2 separate regions of the Homo sapiens genome follow, and region 2 is linked to region 1. The links are chromatin contacts, found by Hi-C in ENCODE. All regions are on one chromosome and are shown on one strand. The core of a region is the stretch at or near the end of the contact, and the rest is flanking DNA. Distances in the headings are between cores, read along the strand shown. Region 1 holds the start of MRPS9-AS2 (MRPS9 antisense RNA 2). Region 2 holds the start of NPHP1 (nephrocystin 1).

Region 1 (7,203 bases), core at 2,518-5,017:
GCCTAGAAGCAGACTCTCCCCACCCACAGTGGAGCCTTGAGATGACTGCAGCCCCGGCCAATACCTGGACTCTTGCCTTACCAGAGACCCTGAGCAAGAGGACCCAACAAAGTGTGCCTGGAGAACCCTGACCCACAGAAACTGTAGATAACAAATGTCTGTTGTTTAAGCTGCTAGGTTTTAGGATAATTTGTTATGTAGCAATAAATAACTGATACGTTCATCATCCTAATTACAATGAAGCATTGTACAAGAAAGTTTAGTTATCTTGTTTTACAAGGAAAAGAGAGGTGAGAATGATAGTAGCATTTATTATCAAGCTCTTATTATATAAGAAACATATAAATTGCCAAATAAAGACTGTAAATTTTAATGTAGAGGTATTTTTCCTAATTACAGCAATGAGGAACACACTCAATTCTATCCTTACAAGGACAGGATTAGATCTCAAAGGGAACAGTTTATCCTACCAAAGGGCTTTTCTGTTGCTAATAAACTGGGATTAAAAATAAATATATTCAAAAATTATCGGGGTAGGGCATAACTAATTTACAGAGCTGTACAGAGCATCTGATACAAATTCAAGTCAATTATACAATTTGTTTTTCAAAGCGTTTTTTAGCCATTTGTCAAAAAAAATGTATTAAGATCCTACTAAAGCAGATCAATAGAATGCTGTGATAAATACAGGATATTATAACCTCCAGAAGCATGAGAGATTAAAAAAAAAAAAACAGATACTTTAGACAGAGACAGGAATGTGTTTACAGTGGAAACCAAAATATAAAGGGCCAAGCCATTTAATGTCATTGATCACTTCTCTGGCAGATGGTCTAAATCAACAAAGGCATCTTGGCTTGGCAAAAACTGAATATTTAAGCACTAGGAAAGTGTTCAGTAGTAGAGAATAATTAAGAAAACACCCTATTAGTGTTTTGTAGAAATATTTTTCAAAATAGCAATTGGTCTTTTGTTTTTCCTTATTATAAAAATCACAAATATTATAGAAAACCAAATTAGCATTCCTATATTAGCTATATTGATAGAGGATTTATGAATTCATGGGTAACCTTTGTAGTACAGCATGGAAGGAAACTGTCAACTGCTCATAATAATGCTAACACTATTTTCATTTGTGAGAGGTAAAAAATTCAGCTACCTTAGCATAGCAAAACAGATCATACTGATTCCTGCCAAACTTTCCAGACCTGTCTCTGCACCATTCTCTCACCAAAACCCTATGCTATAACCAATTGTTGCTGACAAAGCCCACTATTACTCAGTACATCTCTATACCCTTATGCACCTATTATATCTTCCTTGAATAGAATAGCTTTCTGTTTTCATATAACTCCTATTTGCTGCTAAAGACGCTATTTTCCTTTGCCTCCTCTGGGAAGCTGCCCATGACAATCCTCTACCTGGTCAACAACTCTAGTCTGACTCAGGCATATTACTTCTGTGCTCTTCTGTATTTACCTCTGTAAATATCACAGTACACCATAGATCCCTGATATTCATGGATATACAATCTGAAAAGTTTGGCCATTCATAAGACTGCCTCTTCTGCCCCAAATTTGGGACACTCAGACATTTGCAATTGTATTGAGGCATTAATACAAAACATGCATACCACAAGATTGCTATGCAAGAGGTAGTCTGCTAGTGAAGGTCTCAACTGAGAACCTAGGAATAGCTTAACAAAACTCGCTTCTTTTTCCTTATTGTAACAGTGTTTCTCAAACTTGTTAAACTGTGACCCATTGTAATATTTACTGTTTATATCACCACCTAGTATACATTTACATATATAAACAAAATGCAAAAATACTCTGCATGAAATGCACTTTATTATTATTCTATTCTCCCACACCCTTCAAGTTTTCTGTAACCTCTGAAGAGATTTTGTAATTAAGGAAATTAAAAGTGGAACAAACAAAAGACCAGGTATAGTGTTTTGTCACTCATTAAGTGATTAAAATTTTTATTATTTTATAAAACATGGGCTACCAAGAGAAATCTATCTATTAATGTTGGAGGCAGAAGTGAAAAAATGTTAATGTTTAAGACAGATAAGCTCTGCACCACGATAAAAAAAAAAGCTTTATCAATGTCTTTAGGTATATGTATGCAATCATAAGAATCTAAAGGGGGGTCAGCTAAGTGTTTCAGTTATATCTGAGCTGTACTTAATGTGGTAAAATATATGCTGTAGTAGTATTCAGGAATCTGGGGATTCAGCCATTTCAGGACCATCCCTTAAGAGTGCTAAGGGTGGATACTATCTTGTAATTGTTTGACTTTAAATTGTTTACTTCACAGTGCCTGGCTCAGGTAAAGTGCTCAGTAAACATTTGCCATATGGGGGAAAGAGGTTGTTTCAAGAATGGTCAAGGAGATGAAAATTAAAGTAACAGGAGAAATCATTCTTCATCCATTTTACTAAACCAGTACTTAAGAACTAGACCAGATGTTTACTGAAACTTTATTAGTGCAAAGAAAGTAGAAACAAAGCAAATGTCCATCAATTGTTACATTAACTTTGATATATTCTTATCATGGAATAGTATGCAGCAGTTAAAAATGCTTTTAAAAACATAATAGGGGACCCTGAAGGATTTCTACTTTACAATATACTGCATATGTACAAGAGAAAAGCAGAAAGTAAAATGCAATCAAATATGGTACCATTTTTTGTAAAGTACACCTGTGCATGTATGTTTATGCATGATTATAAGAACATGGAAAAAACATAGAAGAATAGATACCAGGAGGGACAGAAAGTTAGCCATCCCCCAATACATACATTAAATGTCAACAATAAAAATACTCTGTATGATATAGTCCCTCTCATAATCATGCGTATGTAGCAAAGATATACTCAAAGAGATGCATGAAAAAATAAAAATTTCTAGCACATTTTCCAGTAAGAAAAAAAAAAAAAACAAATGTCCACATGAATAGATAGAATGGACTGGTTGATCTAGATTAAAATATAAAGGAAAGAACATACAAAAAGATGTTTTTTTTTTTAAATATAGTTTTTAAAGTATGGTATTTGACTTTCCTGCAATAATTGGTACTTGTTATCACTCTCCCTCCTTGAAACATTCACCTGTTTTCCATGACACCACACTGGCTGGTTTCTCTCCTGCTTCTTTGGTCCCTCATTCTCAATCTCTTGAGGCCTCTTATTTCTTATTTGTCCTTCAGGGCCCTGTCCCTCTGCCTACTCCTCAGTACACTCTCCCTAGGTAATTTAATTTGTTTACAAGGCCTCAGTTACCATTTACAAGGTAACAGGGCATTTCGAAATCAGTTCTCCTCCTGAGCTATACACTTGACTATCCGTAGACCTACTGGAAATCCCAGATGCCTAAAAACATAATCCCATACTAAACTCGTTTCTTCCCTCTCAAATCTTTTTCCTGCTCTGAGATCGCATGTCAGTAAACTGGCATCATCAGCCATCCAGCTGTTGACTCCCCACTTCTCCCTGGATTAAACGAAACGTACAAGTTCTGGCCTGCATCTTTCCATAGAGGGGGATTCGGGAAAATTAAGAAGCCAGAAATTGCGCATATTGAAGGCACTTTCAAAAAGTCACTGTCCTCTACACAACGTGACTTTCTCCATTGTCTTCCAGGCACCTGCAGGAATCCAATTCCCATCATTCTTCTCTGGCGCGGCCCTCCTCCTCCCTAGACAGCAGGGCAGGGTAGGACTGGACCCAACACAGACCTAGGCACCGACCCTTACTTAGCTCAGCAGCCAAATGAAGGAGGAGGTCGCTCCACTTCTACCTTCAGGTAAGTTCCCCTCGCTGCACCCCGCAAAAAAACAAGTAACAACCTCTAGAGCGGCTACTGCACGCCAATACCCACCTCCTCCCCCCCAACCTCAGACCTCCACTAAATACCTAAGATCCTAGAGTCCCTGCCTGAAGGCACGCGAGACGCTGGGGGAAGGTGTCCGCGCTGGCTCCACATCCTCGCGCGGCAGAGGTAAGCCGCTTCCAGTCTTCCCAGGCCTTACCTGGGATCTGACATTTGTTTGCAACTCAGGGGCCGCGGTTTTCCAGAGGCCTTGCTTCCGGGCGAGGCTACCCCTACCCCAGAGAAGAAGCCGGTACGAAACTGCTCCGCCGTAGGACACACAGGGCGCCGCCATGTTAGCTGTGGGAGCTCCAGGACCGGAGGGGTGAGGGGGCGGGGCCTAGAGACGGCGCAGGCGCTAATGGCGCGGGGTTCCAGAGGCTGTCCTGTGCAAGAGCTTCTCGGGCCTTTGGATCAGGGGGCGTGTCCCGCGATCCGCGACAGCTCGTCGCTGATTGGGTGCATGGTGTCCGCGGGGCGTATCCGACTCCACCCCTGCTCGGTGTCGACCTCAAGAAGGATCGCTGGTGGGTCGTTTTTCTCGGCCTCTTTCTCTTCACGTCCTGAACTCAGTCTCTTCGGGACTCACTTCCACGCTCTCCTAGTCTCTTTGGCACTCACATCCACGTGGCGCTTTAGCCAGCCCTTCCTTCCCAGCCCCCTTGCTGCACCTCGAGCCGGCTCTTCCTCCACCTGGGCAGGGCGGCCGGGGCCCCAGATGCGCTCCAAGCCTTGATTCCTGTCTGCCTTATCCTAGTAGGGGTTTTCCCCTCCTCTAACTTTCCACGTTCGTCTGGTTCCAAGTCAAGACTCTCCTGCAGCAACTGTCAAGCCCCTCTCGGTTCCCTGGCACTCTCCTGCGTTGTTTCTTAACTGTATAATGCACAGGATAAACCTTAAACCGGTAAGGTCAAACACTACCTTTCTCGTTTTTGCACGCCCCTCCCTAAGCGTTGGTACTAAGCCTTACTTGAAACCCAATCAGAACTGATTAATTGTTGAATAGAGATGAGTATGTCTTGCTTTCTGAAACTTGCGTGCTCCTGGCAGTTAACTCCCAGGTTGCTTTCTACGAAACACATACTAAATGATGTAGTAACGCACTTTAAAAGGGTTTACACACACTTAGATTTGAAGGGTCAGTAAAAGTAAAACACACAGAAAATCTGAGATCATACAAAGTTGTCAAGCAAATAAATGCCGTCTACTATCACCATCATTTCACGAAACAGAACTTTTTAGCATTAAAAAGGTAGAATGGCAGAATTTCACAATAAAGAAAAATCTTTTAAATGGAATACATTTACTTGTATAAAATGCTCATCCTGTTGTTCTTTTTGTTATTAGCTTTTAGACTAGCAAAAGATATCTTGAGAAATTGGCAGAGGTCGGAGGACTAAACTCTGATTTTTTTATCTTGCCCAAGATTCCTATCTACAGGATTTGGGGAGTCATGCCCTACAAATCATAAATTCTTATTAGATGGGTTTTACTTAACCCTATATATGGTGACTTACTTTCCAACCTGACTCTGGCATAACATTACAAGACAAGGAAGAAAATCAAAATATTTTACCCCAAAACATGTTTCTTTGCCATATCTTGAAATGGCCCTGCAAAGCTGTCCTTGGAGGGGTGGGATATGCATCTGTAAAGAATCTGTATTAACATAGCTAGATCTTTTTCTTCCAGACCCTCCCAATCCTAAAGAGATTAACTAAGATCTGAATAGGAAACATTTGTCATCCATTGTCTCTAAGGGCAGCCACTGTAAGACTTACAGAGAACTTTGGTCTCCACAATCTTTATCTTAAACTGAACATTCCCTTTCTATCAGTCCCAGGTCTTTCTGGACCAAACCAATGTATTTCTTAAATGTGTTTGATTGATGTCTCATGCCTCCCTAAAATGTATAAAATCAAGTTGCGCCCTGACCACCTTGGGCACAAATTCTCAGGACCTGCTGAGGACTGTGTCATGGGCCATGATCACTCATATTTGTCTCAGAATAAATCTCTTCAAAATATTTTACAGAGTTCGACTCTTTTTGTCAACGGATGGATAAACTAGCATTTGGGAATCAAGACTTTATTTATTTATTTATTTTATTTATTTTGAGATGGAAGTTCGCTCTTGTCGTCCAGGCTGCAGTGCAGTGATGTGATCTCGGCTCACTGCACCTTCTGCCTCCCGGGTTCAAGCGATTCTCCTGCCTCAGCCTCCCGAGTAGCTGGGATTATAGGTGCCCACCACCATGCCCAGCTAATTTTTGTGTTTTTAGTAGAGACAGGGTTTCGCCGTGTTGGCCAGGCTGGTCTTGAACTCCTGACCTCAGGTGATCTGCCCGCCTTGGTCTCCCAAAGTGCTAGGATTACAGACGTGAGCCACCGCTTGCAGCAGAGAACCAAGACTTTATAGCTCATTAAAATAGATGTCTTTAAACAGCAGTTCCTACACATTGTGAGATTATTTAAAAATTTTTTAAAATCTTAATTGTGGAAATTTAACCAAGTAGAAAACAGTGAGTATGTGGAAGCAGGATTTATACTATTAAAAAATTATTGATATTGGACCATATAAGAACTAAGTACTAAAATTAAGGTTAGGAGTGGTGGAGATTTTTCCCTTTTTTGAAATTCATGTCACAGTCCTTTACTAGCATGCAGTCATGCACTGCATTATGCAGTTTCGGTCAACAGTGACCTTCACATAAGACAGTGGTCCCATAAAATTATAATAGAGCTAAAAAGTTCCTATCTCCTAATGACCTTATAGCCATCAAGACATCATAGTAAGGGAGGATACCACCCCTCATATTGTCTTATGCCCCATTTCTCCCTCCAAAGAAAGAAGTACAAACTAAAAGGCAGAAATGGAATCCACAGGGAGATAGCCCAGCACTGGGCCCTGGGCCTGGTAGTTAAAAATCAACCCCTGACCTAACTGCTTGTGTTATCTGTAGATTTCAAACATTGTATGGAAAAGCATTGTGAAAATCCCTGTCCTGTTATGTTCCATTCTGATTACCAGTGCATGCAGCCCCCACTCAGGTACCCCCTGCTTGCTCAATCGATCATGACCCTCTGATATGGATCCCCTTAGAGTTGTAAGCCCTTAAAAGGGACAGAAATTGCTCGCTTGGGGAGCTTGGTTTTTGGAGACGTGAGTCTGCCAATGCTCCCAGCTGAATAAAGCCCTTTCCTTCTACAACTCGGTGTCTGAGGGGTTGTTGTCTGCGGCTCATCCTGCTACAATAGTACAACGCATTGCTTACCCATTTGTCGCGATGATAGTGTAAACAAATCTATGCACTGCCAGTCCTATTAAA
Region 2 (7,203 bases), core at 1,973-4,472, 5.2 Mb before region 1:
TACTATTGCTGCCTTTCTCAAGTTCCTCAAACTTTTGCCTTGGTTCTCTGCCCTGTCCTCTCCTGTGATTACCCTAGCCATTCTCTTGGCTTAACTAGCACATCCAAGCAGAGCCCCCTCCCTCTGATCCTTTCCTTCAATTCCAGCTTCACCCTTTCAGCTGTCTAGTGGACATATTCAATGCATGACCTTACTGTAGAGCTCAGTGTATTTAATCATAAGCTGTTCATTTGGCGGGGAATTCTGTACACCAGGTAGCACTTCTGTGGTAAGTGGTTGGTACAATTTTCATGTTTCTAGTCTATTACTGTAGCTTGGAAGCTCTTTGAGAGCAGTATTAAACATCTTGTACCACAGGCCTAAACAGTGCCTTGCACCAAGGTATATATTTGTCATTTTTATTTGAGGTGGATTGTTTTCTTTTCTTTTCTTTTCTTTCTTTCTTTCTTTCTTTTTTTTTTTTTTTTTTTTTTTTTTGAGACACAGTCTCACTCTGTTGCCCAGGCTGGAGTGCACTGGTGTGATCTCAGCTCACTGGAACCTTCACCTCCCAGGTTCAAGTGATTCTCCTGCCTCAGCCTCCTGAGTAGCTGGGATTACAGGCATGTGCCAACACACTTGGCTAATTTTTGTATTTTTAGTAGAGACAGGGTTTCGCCATGTTGGCCAGGCTGGTCTCAAACTCCTGACCTCAGGTGATCCACCCACCTCGGCTCCCCAAAGTGTTGGGATTACAGGCGTGAGCCACCGTGCCCAGCCTGAATTTTCTTTTAAGGCCCTAAAACTGCACACTTTCTCTATTCTCTTTGCTATAATCTTTTTATTGATTCCAAGTCGTCTTGTTCCACTGGTTCTGTCTACATTATGAGTCTCTTGGAAGCTGTTAAATTCTTTTTCAGTATGACCTGTGAGGAAGCAATTCAAAATTGTTACTCATTTTAACACACTGATAGAAATCATGATGAGTTTTATGAAGTAGCTTGCTCTCAGGAGAAACATTGGCCATGGTTTGCTTTAGTTTCTTTTGGCTACCTCACTGCAGATCTCTCTTGTTTTAGGTTATGTTGTTTTTTATAATGGCATCAAGGTATAACTACAGAGGAGCAATGACTAGTATTAATGTGACTGTCCTGAATATTACAGTTATTAGTGAAAAATCATTAGCTGAGTAATCATATCATTTATAGCACACTGAATACCTCAGTGGTACTTCTCAAACTTGAATGTGCACATGAAACACTGGGGTATTGTTAAAATACAGATTCTGATTCTCCTAGGACTGTGGTGGGGCTGAAAATGTGAAAATGTGCATTTCTAACAAGGTCCCAGGTGGTGATGATGCTGATCTAGGAATCGCAAGTAATGAATACTTGTAACCGAAACAATATGATGCAAAAATGTATAAAGTCAAACATCTTCACACCTGAGGTGAATGAGTAATACACTTTTTTTGCACCTTTCCTTATTGTTCATATATTCACACATATTTAGGGGGGGTTATTAGTTTATTTTTACCAACAGAATTAAACTGTATCCATGATGCTATTAACTTTTCCATTTAAAATGTGGAAATCCCTATAAATAAGTAGATGCAGAATAATTTTTTCTAATTTATTTGTAGACTGAGAATTTCATAAGTAATAGCTGTATTTTAGAGCAATTTTTTTCGTTTTGCTCATCTCATCACCTGTAATTATTGATTTAATAATCCACTTAGAAATATTTTATAGCATTTTCTCATTTGTTGTAAAGATTTTTAATGGAAATCCTATGTTTGACTATTTAAGTGAACTAATTATCATAAGCCATAATAGAGAAATTAATTCAAAATAAGACATGAATTACAACAAAACAGACAATACCAAATCTTGCCAAGGACATAAAGAACAAAAACTCATACACTGCTGATAGGGTATAAATTAGTACCATTTTGGGAAACCAGGTAGTAGTATCTACTAAAGCTGACGTATAACATGCCTGTGACTCAGCAGTGTTATGTGTTTGCCAGAAGACTTGCACCAGGACGTTCTTAGCAGCGCTATTTATACTAGCCCTAAGCTGGAAACTGCCCACTTACCCAGCAACAGTAGAATCAGTATGTTAGGGTATATCATATGTGAAATATCAGCAATGAGAATGAACAGACTACAGACACACACAGTATAGATGCATCTCACAAATGTGATATTTAAAGGACAGGAGAAGCCACCACACAGTGCATAATTTCATTGTATAGTACAAAAAAAGGCAACACAAGTTTGTGCTCTTATAAGTTAGGATATTGTTCACCTTTGGTGTGTGGTAGAGAAGTGAGAGGGTTGAGAGGTTGGGGGTAGGCAAGGACTAGAAAGACAGGAAGAGTGTGAGTGGGCAGATAATGTTCTGTTTCATAATCTGGGTGCTGTTATGGGGTGGAGGGTTTTCAGAGCTGCACACAAAGTCTGTAGACTTTTCTCTGTATGTATTATACTTGAAGAAAAAAGTACATAAATAATGGTTCATCCTGGCCTGTGGCTGTTCTGAAGAACATTCATTTGTATTAATGGGGTCCATCATTTGGAAGGTGAGCCCCAAGCATCATCATTCTTATTCAAGTTCAATTTTGGTGTAGTGGAGTTTTGGAATTGGATTCATGGGATGCAGTCCCATATGGGGGAAACATGACAACCTTCCTGAGAGTTGATGTAAACTGGGAATCATAATGAGAACTAATAATTTGCTCATAGATTTGCTGTAGAACAATTACCATCCTTACAGAATTCAGAATTGACAACGTGCAATATTAGAATGAAATGAAACTTCAGTAGCCTAAATGGCAAAGAATTAAAAACTGCCTTTTGAAGTGACAGTATGGAACAGAACCATATATTCCATAGGAAAGCTATCCTTGGAGTTAATGAAAGAGTTTAAGATACTAAAATTGTATCTTAACATTAGCTTACAAAATTGGTATCAGAAAGCAAATGCCATAAAACAGGTATCCCAGCAAGAAGGTGGTGTTATTATTGATGTATTGTGGGGAATGTAGTTTCAGACGCCGGGGGACGTTCCCCTATCCTTAGGAATTGCCGAGGAAAAGTGACTCCCCCGGCTGTGACCTGCCTGGTGGCGTGGGATGACCACCGCAAGAGAACATTTGACCCTTCCCGGGACCGGCCCGGGCGGGGCGGGGCTGGGAGGCGGGCGCACATCGATGGCGTCACCTTCTGGCGCCGCCGGTTGGTTTCCCTGGCAACTGGAGCAATCAGAGCACCGCAGCCAGGGAGATGCTGGCGAGACGACAGCGAGATCCTCTCCAGGCCCTGCGGCGCCGCAATCAGGAGCTGAAGCAACAGGTATGGTCAGGCTGTGCAGAGGGCCCTGGGGCGGGCGACAGGCGGACGCAGCTGCGCGCACTGCGCCTTCCCACCGTGACCCCACCTAATCCTGGGAGCTTGCCCCCAACCTACTTACCTTCCCAGGTTGTAACGCCCCCTTACCCCATAACATTCCAGCACCCAACCCCGATTCAAACCCCTCCTGATCCCAACTCAACCCCCAGCCAAAGGCGAAACCTCCCAAAATTCGTGACCATCAACTAAGCGCCCCCTCCTCCGACCCTCACTCCCACCTAACGTCTCAACCTCCTACCCTAACAACTCACTAACCCACCTTATCTCCCAATCTAAACTTAGTGGTGTAACCATTTCCAACCCAACTCTGAGCCTAGCTCCTCTCCTCCACTTTCCAAGCCCATTTCCTTTCAGCCTTCCTCAAGTGGAGATTATTATTGCCTCCGTGAACTCAAGCGAAATAGGTGTCAAGAAATAGTCTTAATATGCAAGAACATTAAGATCTGATAAATGAGCAAAGGAGGTGAACGAGAGAGGAAATACAAGTAACTCATAAACATACGAGGAATGTTAACTTCAAAGATACTCAAGTAATTGCAAAGCACATAAGGTATCACAAAAATGTTAAAAATCACAACACTCTGTCTTGAGGAAGGTGTGATGAAGCAGGCACATTCACTGCTCCCGTGTATAAGGTGCTTGTACAGCATTTCAGGAAAGCAGCTTGACAAGGTGTAACATATGTGTATGCACCTAGGCTCAAAAATTACATTTCCAGGGATCTGCTATGTGTAATAATTAGAAAGTAGGACAGAGATTGATGTATAAAAGTATTCATCACATTGTTACTTATATAATATACACAGAACAGCATAGAAGGGAACAGGCTAATATGGTATTTCTGTGTGACAGGATGCTGATGATTATTATGATTTTCTTTATTCTTTTTCATATTTATAAAAATTTTTAGGCCAGGTGTGGTGGCTCATGCTAGTAGTACCAGCTACTTGGGAGGCTGAGACAGGAGGATCACCTGAGCCCAGGAGTTCGAGACTAGCCTGGGCAACATAACAAGACTTGGTCTCAAAAAAAAAAAAACTTTTTAAAAATACACTGAGTTCTTATTAAAAATAAGAAAAAAGTAAATAGCAACCAGTGGGTTTATTTTCTGACATTTTAATTTCACTTTAATTTTTTTCATGTGATCTATTACCAAGTATTTTTCCACTGAGTAAAATTATTTTATAATCTGAGGCCGGTAAGAGATTCACTGATGCTCATATTTTATCCATTTTTGTTCTCTTGTTTAAAGTAAAAAGGATTTGGAAGGTAAATATTTAGGTGACTGTGTATTGGAATCACAGTGGTGCAACAAAAGCTAAATACTCTTCTGGTAGAAATAAAAAATAAAACTTGATGGGGCATTGACTTATGCTGAACTTCGGTGGATCTTAATATGGTTCTGTGTCTTATTTTAAAATTTCAACTTTTATTTTAGATTCAGGGGGTACATGTGCAGGTCTGTCACATGGGAACACTGTGTTATGCTGAGGTTTGGGGTACAGATGAGCCTATCACACAAGCAGTGAGCACAGTACCCAATAGGCAGTCTTTCAGTCTTCATTCCTCTTCCCTCCCCCACCCCACTCCAGCAGTCACCAGTGTCCATTGCTCCCATCTTTATGTCCATGTGTACTCAACGAGTGAGAACATATGGTATTTGGTTTTCTGTTCCTATGCTAATTCACTTAGGACAATGGCCTCCAGCTCCATCCATGTTGCTGCAAAGGACATGATTTCATTCTTTTTTATGGTTGCATATTTTTTCATGGTGTATATGTACCACATTTTCTTTATCCAGTCCACCATTGGTGGGCATCTATGTTGATTCCATGTCTTTGCTATTGTGAATAGTGCTGTAGGGAACATACACATGCATGTGACATTTTGGTAGAATCATTTCTTTTTTGGGGGTATATACACGGAAATGGGATTTCTGGGTCAAATGATAGTTCTGTTTTACGTTGTTTGGGAAATCTCCAAACTGCTTTCCACAGTGGCTGAACTAATTTTCATGCCCACCAACAGTGTATATGTGTACTCTTTTCTTGTCAGCCTCACCAGAATCTGTCATTTCTTGATTTTTTAATAATAGCCATTTTGACCAGTGTGAGATGGTACCTCATTGTAGTTTTAATTTGCATTTCTCTGATGATTAGTCATGATGAGTTAATTTTAAATTTAGTGGGACATTAGGAGAACCAGGAAAAGTTTTAGAAGGAAACTATAAAAATGATTATTAAAACAAACTATTAGAAAGATTATTCTCCCTGGAGAAATATTGGCTCTGGAGCCTTTTGATACCTTGACTATCTGGAAAGTTTGTTTTGATAGTATTAGCTAATTCTTCCCTGTCTTCACAGAGGACACCTGAAGCTGAATATGGAACAGATTTTCTATTCGGTGTCTGTAGGACAAGTAATCAACAGCCCCTCTGAGTCAGGCCTGTGATGACTGGCTCTATCACTAGGTGTGTGAATTTTGTAAATAACACTCAGATGGATGCCAAATTGCAAGAGTAGAGAAGAAACTAATGGAATTTTCTCTTTTTTCATCCACTTTATCTTCTCTACGTAATCTATAGAAAACAGACCAAAGAAGTATGTGCCTTTTTGGAGAGTATATTGACAAAGTTACATATAGTGTTAGTAAACAAACTACTAAGTCAAGAGAAACAAAGTCATGATACATTCAATACAATGGATACCACTCAGTAATGAGAAGGAATGAACTAATGGTACACACAACAATATGGAAGTATCTCAAAAACATGCTTTGTGGAAAGGTTACACAAGAGTGCTTACTGTATGAGTCCATTTATATAAAATTTCAAGAACAGGCAAAACTAATTTATGTTGGAAAAATATCAAAACAGGTTTGTCTGTGGAGGAATAAGGAGGGGATTTACTGGCAAGGGCATGAGGGAACTTACTAGGGTGATGGTAGTTTTCTACATCTTGATAAGAATTTTGGTTACACAGATGTATGCATTTGTCGAAACTCAGCAAATGTATGCCTCGTATTTGTGCATTTCACTATATACATATTTTACATCAACTATTGAACTTTAGTTAGTGACATCCATAGTCCATTATTTAGGGAGAAATGTATTGATAACTGCAACTTACTTTGAAAGGCATAAGGTGGGTTGACGGATAGATCAAATAAGTATAGTATAATGTTAATGTTTTTTCTAGGTAGCGGGTATATGGGTTTTCACTGTAAAATTTTTAAAACTTTGTTGTATGTTTAAAAGTGTTCATTATAAAATATTGGATAAAAAAAGAAGTTTTCTTTCCTAAGGCGATATGGTATTTAATAATGTGATATTTTAAATGGTCTCCATAGGTTGATAGTTTGCTTTCTGAGAGCCAACTGAAAGAAGCTCTAGAACCCAATAAAAGACAACATATTTATCAAAGGTAAAGTATGCTAAATTATATAAGCTTTACAGGAACCGCACTTACATTTCAATGCATAGTATTTAAGGCATAGAGATTGGTCCTTTGGAATCAAATGGAAGAATCACATAGTGTTGTAAGTTGAATGTAGAAGAAACCAACCTAAACCTGATGGTTGCGGACTTGCTGTTGTGACAGCAACTATAAAAACTGCTTAATGTAAACATAGGTGACATGGGCAGGATTACCCTAAATCCTTAGCCTATGTAGCCCAGATCCTGTGACCTGGTCAGAAACCTCTGTCTATAAGCAATTAGTACTTCATTGGGATGTCAACTTTAACTCCCATGAGAAGACAACACTGTTTTCTAGGTGGGTGTTTTTTGTTTTGTATTTGTTTTTACTTAAAA

What was found. A loop is a pair of places that touch in the nucleus more often than their neighbours do. Pooled maps may share reads with other maps.
Region 2: a loop to region 1 is called in a map of CD4-positive, alpha-beta T cell, with 14 times the contacts of the local background. The contact joins the promoter of NPHP1 here to the promoter of MRPS9-AS2 in region 1. A Hi-C loop is called at or near these places in 2 of 168 maps with a recorded cell type or tissue (CD4-positive, alpha-beta T cell and naive thymus-derived CD4-positive, alpha-beta T cell) and 5 of 50 pooled maps.

Annotation. Positions count from the first base shown.
Region 1 is chr2:105,035,060-105,042,262 of GRCh38, reverse strand. It overlaps MRPS9-AS2 (MRPS9 antisense RNA 2), which reads left to right and starts at 3,767. Exons shown (of 3, transcript NR_110603.1): 1 at 3,767-3,809. MRPS9 (mitochondrial ribosomal protein S9) reads right to left here and starts at 4,194. Exons shown (of 11, transcript NM_182640.3): 1 at 4,036-4,194. The coding sequence starts at 4,170. RefSeq lists enhancers at 3,212-4,154, 3,908-4,237, 4,408-4,457, 4,508-4,557, 4,578-4,787.
Region 2 is chr2:110,201,032-110,208,234 of GRCh38, reverse strand. NPHP1 (nephrocystin 1) reads left to right here and starts at 3,222. Exons shown (of 20, transcript NM_001128178.3): 1 at 3,222-3,335; 2 at 6,741-6,814. The coding sequence starts at 3,267.